Linked DNA regions of Homo sapiens: region 1 is linked to region 2. A link is a contact called in ENCODE Hi-C data. All regions are on one chromosome and are shown on one strand. The core of a region is the stretch at or near the end of the contact, and the rest is flanking DNA. Distances in the headings are between cores, read along the strand shown.

Region 1 (6,299 bases), core at 395-2,894, 2.4 Mb before region 2:
ATTTAAACTGGTGTGCTTTGAAATGGTTATTAATCTCTTCTTTAAGGAATCTGGATCCCAGAGTCTCCCAGGCTCCCCAATCTTTCTTCCCTGACATGACAGCAATAAAGCAGGGCTGAGGGAGGATGTTGATGTTCCCATTGGGGTAGAGGAGTGTGATAAAGACGCATTGTTCAGAAACAGAGACAAACTTCGGAGATTCGTCTGCAAGTTAATTAGGTCGTTGCGAATAAATAAGATGCTTTCAATACAGAGAGAAAGGATGAGGCGGGGCAACAAGCACAAGCATTTTGAGACCCACAGGATTGGGAAATGATGCAGGAACAACTGACCTGGCCATTTTTCTTTCTTTCTTTCTTTTCTTGGAAGCACATATGTTTATTGGTTTTTTAATCTGTGAACCAATAGGTCATTTATAAATGGATGTGCAAATCTGAAATCAAAATATCTGCAGTCAATTCAATTAGATAATTTTTGAAATCTATTTATTTTTAATATACTTTAAGTTCTAGGGTACATGTGCACAACGTGCAGATTTGTTACCTATGTATAGATATGCCATGTTGGTGTGCTGCACACATTAACTCGTCATTTACATTAAGTATATCTCCTAATGCTATCCCTCCCCCCTCCCCCCACCCCACGACAGGCCCCGGTGTGTGGTGTTCCCCACCCTGTGTCCAAGTGTTCTCATTGTTCAATTCCCACCTATGAGTGAGAACATGCGGTGTTTGGTTTTCTGTCCTTGCGATAGTTTGCTCAGAATGACGGTTTCCAGCTTCATCCGTGTCCCTACAAAGGACATGAACTCATCCTTTTTTATGGCTGCATAGTATTCCATGGTATATATGTGCCACATTTTCTTAATCCAGTCTATCATTGATGGACATTTGCATTGGTTCCAAGTCTTTGGTATTCTGAATAGTGCCACAATAAACATACATGTGCATGTGTCTTTATAGCAGCATGATTTATAATCCTTTGGGTATATACCCAGTAATGGGATGGCTGATGACCTGGCCATTTTTCTATTTACATAGTGCTTGCCCGCCACTGAGGTGCTTCTGTGACACCTGAGAGAGATAGAAATACGTTCCTCGTTGCTATGTCCTCCAGAGGACTCTGGAATGACCAATTATTACTAATATTTTAAGTGTTTTTTTAGGAGATTTTCTGCAGCACTCTGAGTGTCTCTTCCCAAACACTTCGGTTACTGTTTATTCACCTGCTGAGATCTGGTCTCTTATTCACTCTCATTGCCTTAAGAAATGGTACAGAAATGTATTCATTAACATTTCAGATTTGTATATGCGGTAGCGAGAAATAATTCCCTTTCTTGTGTGTCGTGATTTGCCTTTCTTGTCAGCCTAAGCTCAGGAAGGTGTCTGTGAGAACTTCGCTCAGCCCAAGATCCCTTTCCCTTCCCGTCACATCTGTTAGCGCACAAGATTTCTTCGTCTGTCTCCAAAGGTTTCTGAAGCCCCACCCTTTGCCCACGCACGGTGCCAAGGAGACTGTGCCCTGCCTTGACAACAGTTGCTAAGGGGCGGAGACTTCGGCTCGGTTCCCGAGACGGAATACCCAGGAGTCGAGTACTTGGGCGCATGCGGCAACCGTATCTCAGTTCTCGCGAGGTTTCGTCTTCCCGGAAGCGTTGGAGGACATTCCCTGTTGACTGCGTCGCGATGTGTGGCGACTGTGTGGAGAAGGAATATCCCAACCGGGTGAGCGACTGGGCGCTCCCTTGGCCCGCGGGCGGCCCCCGAGGTGTCTCATATCCAAGGCTGGCCTTCCCAGAGAGGCCGTACGTGGGGCGGACTCGGCCGCACTGCCGGTCCCGGTGACCCAGTAGCGGTATTTAGGCACACCAGGGATGGCCTGTGGCGGTCTGCACCTCTGGTACCCGCCCTGGCGGCTGACCTCAGTTGTAGTGGCCGTTCTCTTGAGCTCCAAGGAGCAACAGAGGAACCCCACCACCACCACAACCCCCGTCGACAACCGAGGGACTCCCCCACCCCCACTTCCGGTCTCATCCTCAAGCTCGATTTGATGAAGTACAATTTTCTTACCGAATTCTAGCGCTGGAGGGGACCTCTGTGGTCATCTGTTCTAACACTTTTGCAGATGAAGAAACCGATGCCCAGAGAGGGGAAATCACTTGCCCAAGTTCACATTCTAGTTGCATGGATGAGAGCCAGGACTAGAATTTAGGTTTCCTGCCTGTTACCGCCTTCTGAATCTCAGTTACTTTCAGGTTCAGGAGTTTGCAAAGCTTGTCTATTCTCATTCATTCAAGGCATCCTTGTTGAACATTTATATATGTGTAGTTAGATTACTTTGCTAGGCCAGAAAGGGATTATTTCTCCTCTCTTTGAGACAGGGTGCTGCTGTTGCCCAGGCTGGTCTCAAATTCCTGGGATCAAGTGATCCTCCCGCCTTGGCCTCCGAAAGTGCTGGGATTACTGGCATGAGCCACCACGTCCAGCTGGATTATTTGTTTCAGAGAAGAAATTAAAAGGCACCTTTGGTGCTGCCTAACAGCTTACAGTTTTGGGGAGTATGTGACTAACAAAAAATGAGTAGCTCAGTTCAGAAATGCTATTCAAGTTTAGGGAAAGGGGAGGGCAATAGGGGATAGTGCTGTTCTCCCCTGAGAAAAGGTGGACATCATCTAAGACTTGAAGGACAGTTGTAATTAGGGTAGAAAAGAAGGTGAGGAGCTGGAGGATGGGGGAAAATTACAGAAATGGAATTTGTGCATTGGTTGGGAAGGAGGGAGAAAGTCTCTGTAGTTCCTTATGTCTTAGTATCTTATGGGTAATACTTAGGCTTTTGAGTAGCATGTATAACAGTATGAATTCTCCTGTAGTACAACTACTTTGAAAAAGCGGGTGAGCCTTATAAAATACAGACATGACCCAGTGATTCCCATTCTAGAAAAATGCATGTGTATATGCTTCTGAAGACTTTTATAAATAAGTGTTCATAACAGCATTATTTTTGTAGTAGATTGGAAAAGTAACTGATACATTCATTAGAATGGAACACCATTAATGAATGAGGAATGGAAGTGAATGAATTAGAGCAGTAGTTCTCTACCAGGAGTGATTTTTGGCTCTTAGGAGACATTTGGCAATATCCAGAGACATTTTTTGGGTGTCAAAAGGGGAAGTACTACTGACTGCTAATGGGTGATGCAAGGGATGCCGCTAAACATCCAGCAATACATGGGACAGCCACCACAACAAAGTATCACTCCCAATGTCAATAGTGTGGAGGTAGAGAAACCCTGAATTATAGCCGTGAAACCAAACTAGAATTACACAGCAGCCTGAAAAGTCTTACAAATAGTGTTGATGAAAGAACACATAAAGTATAATTCAAAAAGAGGCAAACCAAAATATATTATTCAAGGATGTACCTGGGTGGTAAAACTGTAAGGAACGTATACAATTACTGTTAAGTCGAGATAGTGGTTACTCCTAAGGGATTAGGGTGTGATCAAGAAGGGTCACATGAGAAAAAGTCTTCCCGGGTGCAAGCAGTGTTTTATTTCTTGATTTGGGTGGTGGTTCTACAGATGTACACTTTATAATCATTTCTTGTTCGCTACATTTATGTTTCATGTACTTTACTATGTACTATTTCATTTTTTTAAAGTTTAAAAAGATTTTTATGAAACCAGTAATAAACATGAGCTATTATGAGACCATGAGGGAGGAGTTTGCAGTAGAGAATATTAAAGAGATTAGGTTGGATTCTTTTTTGTTGTTGTTTTTGTTTTTGAGATGGAGTCTTGCTCTGTCGCCCAGGTTGGAGTGCAGTGGCATGATCTCGGCTCACTGCAAGCTCCGCCTCACTGGTTCATGCCATTCTCCTGCCTCAGCCTCCCGAGTAGCTCGGACTGCAGGTGCCCACCACCATGCCCAGCTAATTTTTTTGTATTTTTAGTAGAGACAGGGTTTCGCCTTGTTAGCCAGGATGGTCTCGATCTCCTGACCTCGTGATCCACCTGCCTCGGCCTCCCAAAGTGCTAGGATTACAGGCGTGAGCCACCGCGCCGGGCCTTAGGTTGGATTCTTAAGAGTGGAGTTATTGTAAAACTTAAAAGTCATATTGAGAAGTTTAGAGTTTACATTTTAGGCATTGGGCCACCATCAAAATTTTAATAGAGAAATGATTCTGAAATCTGTTATTTAGGAAAATGAATCTTATGGCTGAATGTTGAAATGGTGGGGTAGAGGGTGTGTAAAGACAGAACTCCACAGGGCATTTGAGGAGCCATGGCAACAGTGGTGTAGGCATGAGATAATGAAGACCTTATTTCAAAGAAAGAATTAGGTTGGGCACGGTTCTCACACCTGTAATCCCAGCACTTTGGGAGGCCAAGGCAGGTGGATCACTTGAGCCCAGGAGTTTGAGACCAGTCTCAAACATGGCAAAACCCTGTCTCTACAAAAAATACAAATAGTCTGGGCACGGTGGCTCACGCCTATAATCCCAGCACTTTGGGAGGCCAAGGCTGGCAGATCACCTGAGGTCAGGAGTTCGAGACCAGCTTGGCCAACATGGCGAAACCCCGTCTCTACTAAAAATACAAAAATTAGCTGGGTGTGGTGGGAGGCGCCTGTAATCCCAGCTACTTGGGAGGCTGAGGCGGTAGAATCGCTTGAACCTGGGAGGCAGAGGTTGCAGTGAGCCGAGATCACACCACTGCTCTCCACCATGGGTGACAAGAGCAAAACTCCGTCTCAAAACAAATAAACAAACAAAAAAAAACCACCACAAATATTAGCCAAGCGTGGTGGCATGCACCTGTAGTCCTAGCTACTTGGAGGTTGAGGTGGGAGGTTGCAGTGAGCCATGATCGTGCCATTGCACTCCAGCCTGGGCAACAGAGCGAGACCCTGTTGAAAAAAAAAAGAATTAACAAGATTCAACCTGTTTAATGTAGAAGTGAATAAGGGGAGACCTATACATGATCACATGATCTCAGGATTTTCAATCTAGGCAACTGGGATGTTGGAAGTATCATTACAGAAATTGGAGGCATATGGGAAGAAAAAACAAAATTGGGGACAAATGGTCAAATTGTTATTAATATCATGCTTCACCTGAGGTTGAGAATATCCGAAGGGTCAAGTGAAGATATAAGACTGCAGTTTGGGTACAACTATGTAGATAGATGAGTCAGTCAAATACAAGTGTCAAAATAGGATTTGTTCTCTGAGGAAAAAAATGTAGAGAATCAAGGACTGAGCTCCAAAGACTAAATTAACTTCAGAAATGAAAATAAAGTATAAGGAAGAATAGTAGAAAAAGGGATCGAGGTGATTGGAAAACCAGGAGAGTGCCTTTCAAAGGCACTTTTCTCTGATTTTATTCTGTTCTAAAATAATTAAAAGACTGTCATGAAGAAGAATTAAACTTTTCTTTGGAATTTTAGAAGGCAGATTTAGAAATAATTAGTGGGTGGATGTTACGGGTCTTAGACTTTGAATCAGAATAAAGAACATTCTGACATTTCAAAATGGAATGAGTAACTCTTAAAGGAATTAAGCTCTCTTCCTATTGTTCAGTAGAGACTAACTGACCATTTGGAATGTCAAGGATCCTTCCAACTCTGGGGTTCTTTGAAGTCATGACCTATTTTTAAGTGCAGTAAGAGCAGAAGCCCACTGCTTTGCTCAGCTTTGCAGAAGCTTAGCAAAGGGAAGGGTAATAAGAAGATGGTGGGCCGGGCCTAGTGGCTCACACGTGTAATCCTAACACTTTGGGAAGCCGAGGCACAAGGATGGCTTGAACCCAGGAGTTTGAGACCAGCCTGGGCTACATAGTGAGACCCCATCCTTATTAAAAATTAAAAAACATTAGCCAGGCGTGGTGGTGTGTGCCTATAGTTCCACCTACTTGGGAAGAGGCTAAGGCAGGAGGATTCCCTCAACCCAGGAGTTCGAGGCTCCAGTGAGCTAAGATCACACCACTGCACTCCAGCCTGAGCAACAGAGCAAAACCCTGTCTACTTAAAAAAACAAACAAACAAAAAATCATTTGTTGGGAAGCTCTAAGTGTAGAATGAGTAAGTAATAGTTAATTATTTATCTTCGATTACATAAAGTTGTTTGGAGTTTTGTCATTTATTTTTACAGACTAGAAATATATAGTACTGAATTCTTAATGGGGCTCTGGCCTACTTGCTTATACTGTTAACACTGAGAATTTGAATTCAAACATGAGTCAAGTTGGAATGAACCATACTAATTTTCTGAACCCAAATGTTTTTTAACTCAATGGTGAAC
Region 2 (6,227 bases), core at 3,554-6,053:
CAGGTTTCTCCATGTTGGTCAGGCTGGTCTCGAACTCCTGACCTCAGGTGATCCGCCCACCTCGGCCTCACAAAGTGCTAGGATTACAGGCATGAGCCACCGCACCTGGCCTGCATTTTTTATACCACAATAATTTACCACATTTTCTATTAAAAGTGTGGTATTAACATGTTTTGATATCATCAATCAAGATCCTAACAGCAATCATTTTATTAATTTGTAAAAGACTAGGTAACAAATGACATACGTAAGATTCCTGAGAAATGACAAGCTAAATTTACACTGAAGTCTCCTCACTTCCTTGTTTCAATTTTTTTCCCCATCAGAAGCCCCAATACCAAAGTCAAGCAGAAACTGACATTTCTGTTCTTGCTGCCATATGCCAGATACAATTTAATAATGAAAAAAGTGGAGCCCAGTTCGAGGATGTAGAAGTAAGACCCTGTCTCAAAAAAAAAAAAAAAAAAAAAAAAAAAAAAAGACTAGAAATAAAATGTCATACCATGCAGTAGTACATGCTACAATAAAATTAAAATAAGGAATTATGACAGAAGCAAACATGGTGTTCACTTTAGATTGGGTGATCAGGAACAGCCTCTCTTAAGAGACTAGAACAGCCAAAGGAGCCAGTTATAAGTTCCGGGGAAAGAGTATTTCAGGCAGGAAAAAGAGCTAATGAAAAGTACCTGGAGGACCTTAGGAAGAATGCTCTAAATAAGGTAAGTGGTACAGTGGCTTATGTCTATAATCAGCACTTTGGGAGGCTAAGGTGGGTAGATTGCTTGAGTTCAAGACCAGCCTGGGAAACAAGGTGAAACCCTGTCTCTACAAAAAAAAAAAAATATCAAAATTACCTGGGCATGGTAGGGCACACCGGTAATCCCATATACAAAGAAGGCTAAGGTGAGAGGACTGATTGAGCCCAGGAGGTTGAGGCAGTGAGCTGTGATCATGCCACTGCACTGCAGCCTGGACAACAGAGCAAGACTCGGTCTCAAAAAAACAAGTGTTTGGGTAATAAAATTCAACAATAAGGTTGTATAACCTAGACACAGTATAACCTAGACACAGTGATTTAAGGGGATATAATTTCATATGACTGGTGTTTTAAAATCGCATGTACTAATAAACTTTTTTGGCCAGGTGCAGTGGCTCACACCTGTAATACCAACACTTTGGGAGGCCGAGGCAGGTGGATAACTTGAGGTCAGGAGTTCGAGACCACCCTGGCCAACATAGTGAAACCCCATCTCTACCAAAAAATACAAAAATTAGCTGGGTATGGTGCTGCATCCCTGTGGTCCCAGCTACTCAGGAGTCTGAGGCACAAAAATCACTTGAACCTGGCAGGCAGAGGTTGCAGTGAGCCAAGATCGGGTCACTGCACTCCAGCCTGGGCAACAGAGGGAAAACCTGCCTCAAAAAAACAAAAACAAAAAAAAAAAAACAAAAACAAACAAACACCATTTGGCCAAATTCTTAAATTATACTGGAATCTTTTACCATAGGGCTAAGATCACTAAGACAATTCTATAGCTGAAAGGGACTTTAGACATTAACTTAAAGATTAGAAAAATGAGGCTTAGAAAAGTAAAACAACTTTCTCAAAGTTACTCAGTGAAGAAAAGGCAGGGCAGGGACTTGAACCAGACTTTTGATTCCACTGACTTTCCCAATGCTCAAACTAAGGCTCCAACCTACGTTCACTGTACCCCAAACATGTGCCTCCCCTTAAAGAGAACAATTATCACTGGCTGACTCTGCACTGACTGGTCTCACAAGAGGTCTTATCAAGTGAAGGTCGTTTAGTTTCCAGCCTGAGAAGGAGCTATCCATCTCAATGTGTGCATTTAACATAATGTATTGTTGATAGTAAATACTAGAACTTGGGCTCAAAGAGCTGGATCAAATTTAAGTCAAATTGTAGTACTGCATATTCCAGCCAGTTTATAGTAAAAGGTAAACTGGTTGATAAAATTGAATTTACCATGTTAATTTTATTTTCCTCCTAGGGAATGGCATCTTTGTGAAATGGGCAATTTTAATTCCTGAAACTCTAAGAGCAGCGTGCACACTTACAGCTAATATGTAGCAGAACCTGGATTTAGTGGACTTCTGTTGACTCCAAATTTTTCATGCGTCTTTTACTTCCACTCTACAATTGTTTTTGCTTTCTCTGGTACGAAAGTGGGTGAAAGTAACATCACAGAATAATACTGTTGAATGGAAATGTCTGTGAAACAAGCTGCCAGTATATTTTCTAGCCTATGGCTTTTAAAACTTGCTCCTTTACATGTTTCAGAGCTGCTCAGTCCTACTCAAAAAGTTTGACCTTTAGCTAGGATGATGACTTTTCTTCCAGCTGAATCAAAGACATCTGACTACATGACAAAAAGCCTGCTGCCAGCCATGGGGAAAATATTTAGAGAAGAGATTATTTCCTGCACCTGATTTTCCTCTCAATCAGCAAGCTGAGAGCTTTCAAATAGTAGTTTCACCTTCATGAGCCTATCATTTTCTTACCTAAGCCCAAAGATGTCTATTTTTGCCTCTTAGTCTCAAAGTAAAAGTTTCAAAGTAAAAACAAAAAAGTTATTCTGACTGCTGTCAAAGATAAACCCAGCCAGACATTCGTTAAAGTAGTGAAAACAGATTTTATTCAGTAAACCACTGATAGTAGGGGAAAGGGCTGAGCTCAATTCTCATTTGTGCAGAGGTGACTGGCCATTTTAAAAAAGAGAGTAAGGGAGTGGCAGGGAGCCAGCCGCAAGAAGAGTCAGAGAAGAGAAACCTTAAAGTGTTGGTCAGTGTAAACGCCATACTACCTGGCAATTAGTAAGTTACTATTCTATCCTCTCACACAGACTGGGAGACAAAGCCCCTATCCCTCCTGATGATTACGTTTCAAAGAAATGGCTCTCAAAGATACTTGAAGGGACACTTCAGAGTTGGAAGAGATACATATTAACAATTGTAAGCCTGTTTCGTAAATGCTCTAAAAAGGGAACGAGAGGGGTCTATCAATTAGGTGTTGACTAGAACAAACAGTAAATTCTCCCCCTAGCTTTGAGCTTTTTCAGGCAGGCATTTTAATGGCGGGGGCGGCGGGGGGCGGCCTGGGGTCACCCTAGGGGCAGGCCTTACATTGCTAGAAGATAAACTAGTGTCGATGTCTTTCAGTGCAGAAGTTTTGACTGAGTCATCACGTCCTAGGAGTTCTGCAGTTGTCACTACCTCGGGATAGTCCTCATCTTTATTTCCCCACAACTAGCTTGCTGCCTACTTAGTGCAAACAGCTATTAGAAAGTCAACAGGTGAAGGTAAAAAATTTAAAAACTTCATTTCATTAAGAGCTATTTAGTCACCGGGCAGAAAGAAATCTGGGCTTCAGGTTTGAATATAACTTTTATTTTAAGCATCCTCAGATTCTCTCAAAGGACAGAATGAGGAAAAACAACAAAACACCCCCACAGAGATAGGACCACAATAAAAGGGTCTAAATGTCAGGGTCAAAACTGATTTTCTGCTTCCTCACTGAAAAGAAAAAGGGAAAGCCAGGCGCGGTGGCTCCCATCTATAATCTCAGCCGCCAGGGAGGCTGAGGCCGGAGGATCACTTGAGCCCAGGGGTTTGAGGCTGCTGTGAGCTCTGATCATACCACTGCACCCCAGCCTGGGAGACCCTGTCTCTTATTAAAACAAACAAACAACAAACTAAATAAAAATAAACAGGATGAGGAGGAGAAAGGGAGCAAGTTGTTAGGCACATTTGAGAAAACGTCAAAATTTTCCTTACAAACTAGCCAAACACCTACAGTGATATGCCATTTTCCTGACAAAGAATTCAGGCCCCAAAAGAAAGGCAGCCCACAACTGAGCGTATTCCCAAGCATGAGTTCTTTCAAGAAATATTTTTTTGTGGACCTTCTATGGATTAAGACACTCTTTCATCCTGGAGAGAGCCCACAGTCTAGTGGGAGAGAAAGACACATAAACAAATATCTACTTTACAGCGTGATGACCGGTATTAACACAGGTCTGAACAAGGTGCAGCGGTGAGAGAGCAAAAGCAGTGCCTCAGAAACACAGGGATATCCTCTCACAGCAGGTGACATTTGGCGGGATCTTGGAAAATGAGTAAGGGGATCCAAGATCGAATCCGAGGGCTATGCTAGGGCGATTCGATTCCATCCCCACTTTGGCTTAGGGACCTCTTCTATATCCTCAGTAAACTTCCCTTCTCAGAGCATTTATTAAAACCTCCTTGGCCTTTCCAGACGAATGTCTGGCTACGTAAACTGTGAGCTCTGTAGGGCAGAGGTGGCGACGGTTCAGTTATATAAATCCAGTGCCCGGCTCAATAAGGGTATGTGGAATGGATGAATCCATTAATGAATAAAGACAGCAGACCTCCACAAAAGCCCGCCGGCCGGGCGCCTTTTCCTACCGGCTGGGATCGCTTCGTCCAGCCTGATTCACTCAGGAGGAATGCGCGAAGAGGCCGTCAGGAAGCCTCGCCCTAGACTCAAGAAAAGAACCTGGGAAAAGCTCAGGATCCTCCCAGGAAACAAGGACCCTCACTGTGGCCCAGGGTCTGAAGGGACCGCGCTCCGGGTTCCTAAACCTGTGAAAGCGGCTTATCCCATTCCTTTACTTACATTCGCGAGGGAAAGATTTCAATTCGGTCTTTGCCCGACATTCTGACGATAACTTTTCGGCTCGGGTCCCCGGCCGGGCAACCGAGGCTGCAATAGCTCCAGAACTGGCCTCCACAGTGTCTTCCTCTACGGGAGTCAGCTGGTTGTGTCACTTGACCCCTCTTGTTGCTAAGAGGCAGCAGGGACACCCATTTTCACTTCCGCTTCCGGTTGTCACAGGCGACGAAGGGGGAGGACAGAACAGAGGCGTTGCCCGGATGTCGAGGCGCGCGCACCGCGGAACCACCCCTCAATTCCGGTTCGCCTCCCAACCCCTCCCCATCCAGCTTCCCTGCGGCTGCGCAATACGCGGCACGCGCCAGGCCAAAGACTAGGAGCGAAGCGTGCACGCCTTGTCTTTCTCCACCTTTCGTCTTTGGTCACAGCGCCATCTCATGGTTAGCTGAAACTTTGAAAGAGGATTCATTCTTCAGAGGCAAGGAATCGGAGTCCTATGTCTTTCTCGCGCCTTGAAGGTTACTTAGCTAAAGCTAAGATAGCGAGAAACAGTACTTTTCAGGTCCTTCCATGATCTACATTCGTCCTTGTTCTCGGAGGACCCAGACTCTATGGTTAATGATGAAGAGGGGCCTCTATTCGTTCAGCGCTTGCGCATGCGAGGAGGTTCCGCATGCGCGGTGGAGTGAGCGAAGCGCACGCTGAGGAGGATCGGCGGCCGGTGAGGGGGAAGCAAGTCTGGTCTCTGTGATTGAAGAAGTCGGCTCTGGGCTCCAGTGCGGGAATCACACACATACCTCAGGTGACTAATCCCAAGCTCGGTTTCTCCAGGAACTCACTTTGGTTTGTGTCCAGTGACATGGGTGTTCGAGAGCGGGTAGGCCCCGGGCTAATACCTCCCTTTCCCGTCCCTGCGCGGGAAGTGGCTGGACAGCACCGCCACCACCCGCGCTGTCGTGGGCCTCCTCGCCGGCTCCGTGTAGGTCATCCTGTGTTCCAGAGGCATCGTTGTTCGAGCAGAGGAATCTCGTGAAGGAAAGTGGGCCGAGTGGATTGTACAGCCTCTACAATATGCCGAAAGTGAGAATGCCATGACGATGGGGCGGTCTCAGGAGAACGCTGTGACACCGTAACTCTTAACCCCGGCTCAGGACGCTGAGCACTTTGCTTTTTCCAGGCTTGAGAATTCCATCTTTTCTTCCGCCCCAACAGCTCTACCAAAAATTTCCCCTGCGTCTCAGTGGAAACCAAACTGGCCTCTTACCTGAGAAACCTGTGGGACGGGCACCGTGTTGGAAAGAGCGGGGTCCGAGTAGTTTTTCATCTGATAATTGAATGAGTCACCCCTTGAACCAAAACTAAATGAGACTTGAGTTTATTACTGTTACTATCAGTTTGTCGTATTTTGGCGACAATGAGAATAGAACTGTGTTAAGCATATGTTAGGTTAACTATGTTAGTTAAGCATAACTAAAACCTAAGATAAGGATATATTTTCGGGTTAAATACACAGTCATGCTGAGGTCTCTTTATCCTCAAAACTTAGGCTTTTTAAATTTTTATTAAGCAAAAA

Evidence for each region. A loop is a pair of places that touch in the nucleus more often than their neighbours do. Pooled maps may share reads with other maps.
Region 1: a loop to region 2 is called in a map of naive thymus-derived CD4-positive, alpha-beta T cell, with 5 times the contacts of the local background. The contact joins the promoter of CHURC1 here to the promoter of ATP6V1D in region 2. A Hi-C loop is called at or near these places in 1 of 168 maps with a recorded cell type or tissue (naive thymus-derived CD4-positive, alpha-beta T cell), 1 of 37 single-sample maps with no recorded cell type and 8 of 50 pooled maps.

Annotation. Positions count from the first base shown.
Region 1 is chr14:64,912,811-64,919,109 of GRCh38, forward strand. CHURC1 (churchill domain containing 1) reads left to right here and starts at 1,645. Exons shown (of 4, transcript NM_001386928.1): 1 at 1,645-1,724. The coding sequence starts at 1,686. CHURC1-FNTB (CHURC1-FNTB readthrough) reads left to right here and starts at 1,551. Exons shown (of 14, transcript NM_001202559.1): 1 at 1,551-1,724. The coding sequence starts at 1,605. RefSeq lists enhancers at 1,445-1,494, 1,645-1,914.
Region 2 is chr14:67,355,001-67,361,227 of GRCh38, forward strand. ATP6V1D (ATPase H+ transporting V1 subunit D) reads right to left here and starts at 4,804. Exons shown (of 9, transcript NM_015994.4): 1 at 4,658-4,804. The coding sequence starts at 4,698. It overlaps EIF2S1 (eukaryotic translation initiation factor 2 subunit alpha), which reads left to right and starts at 5,328. Exons shown (of 8, transcript NM_004094.5): 1 at 5,328-5,456. It also overlaps a transcript of GPHN not described here. RefSeq lists enhancers at 3,915-4,701, 4,544-4,763, 4,784-5,583.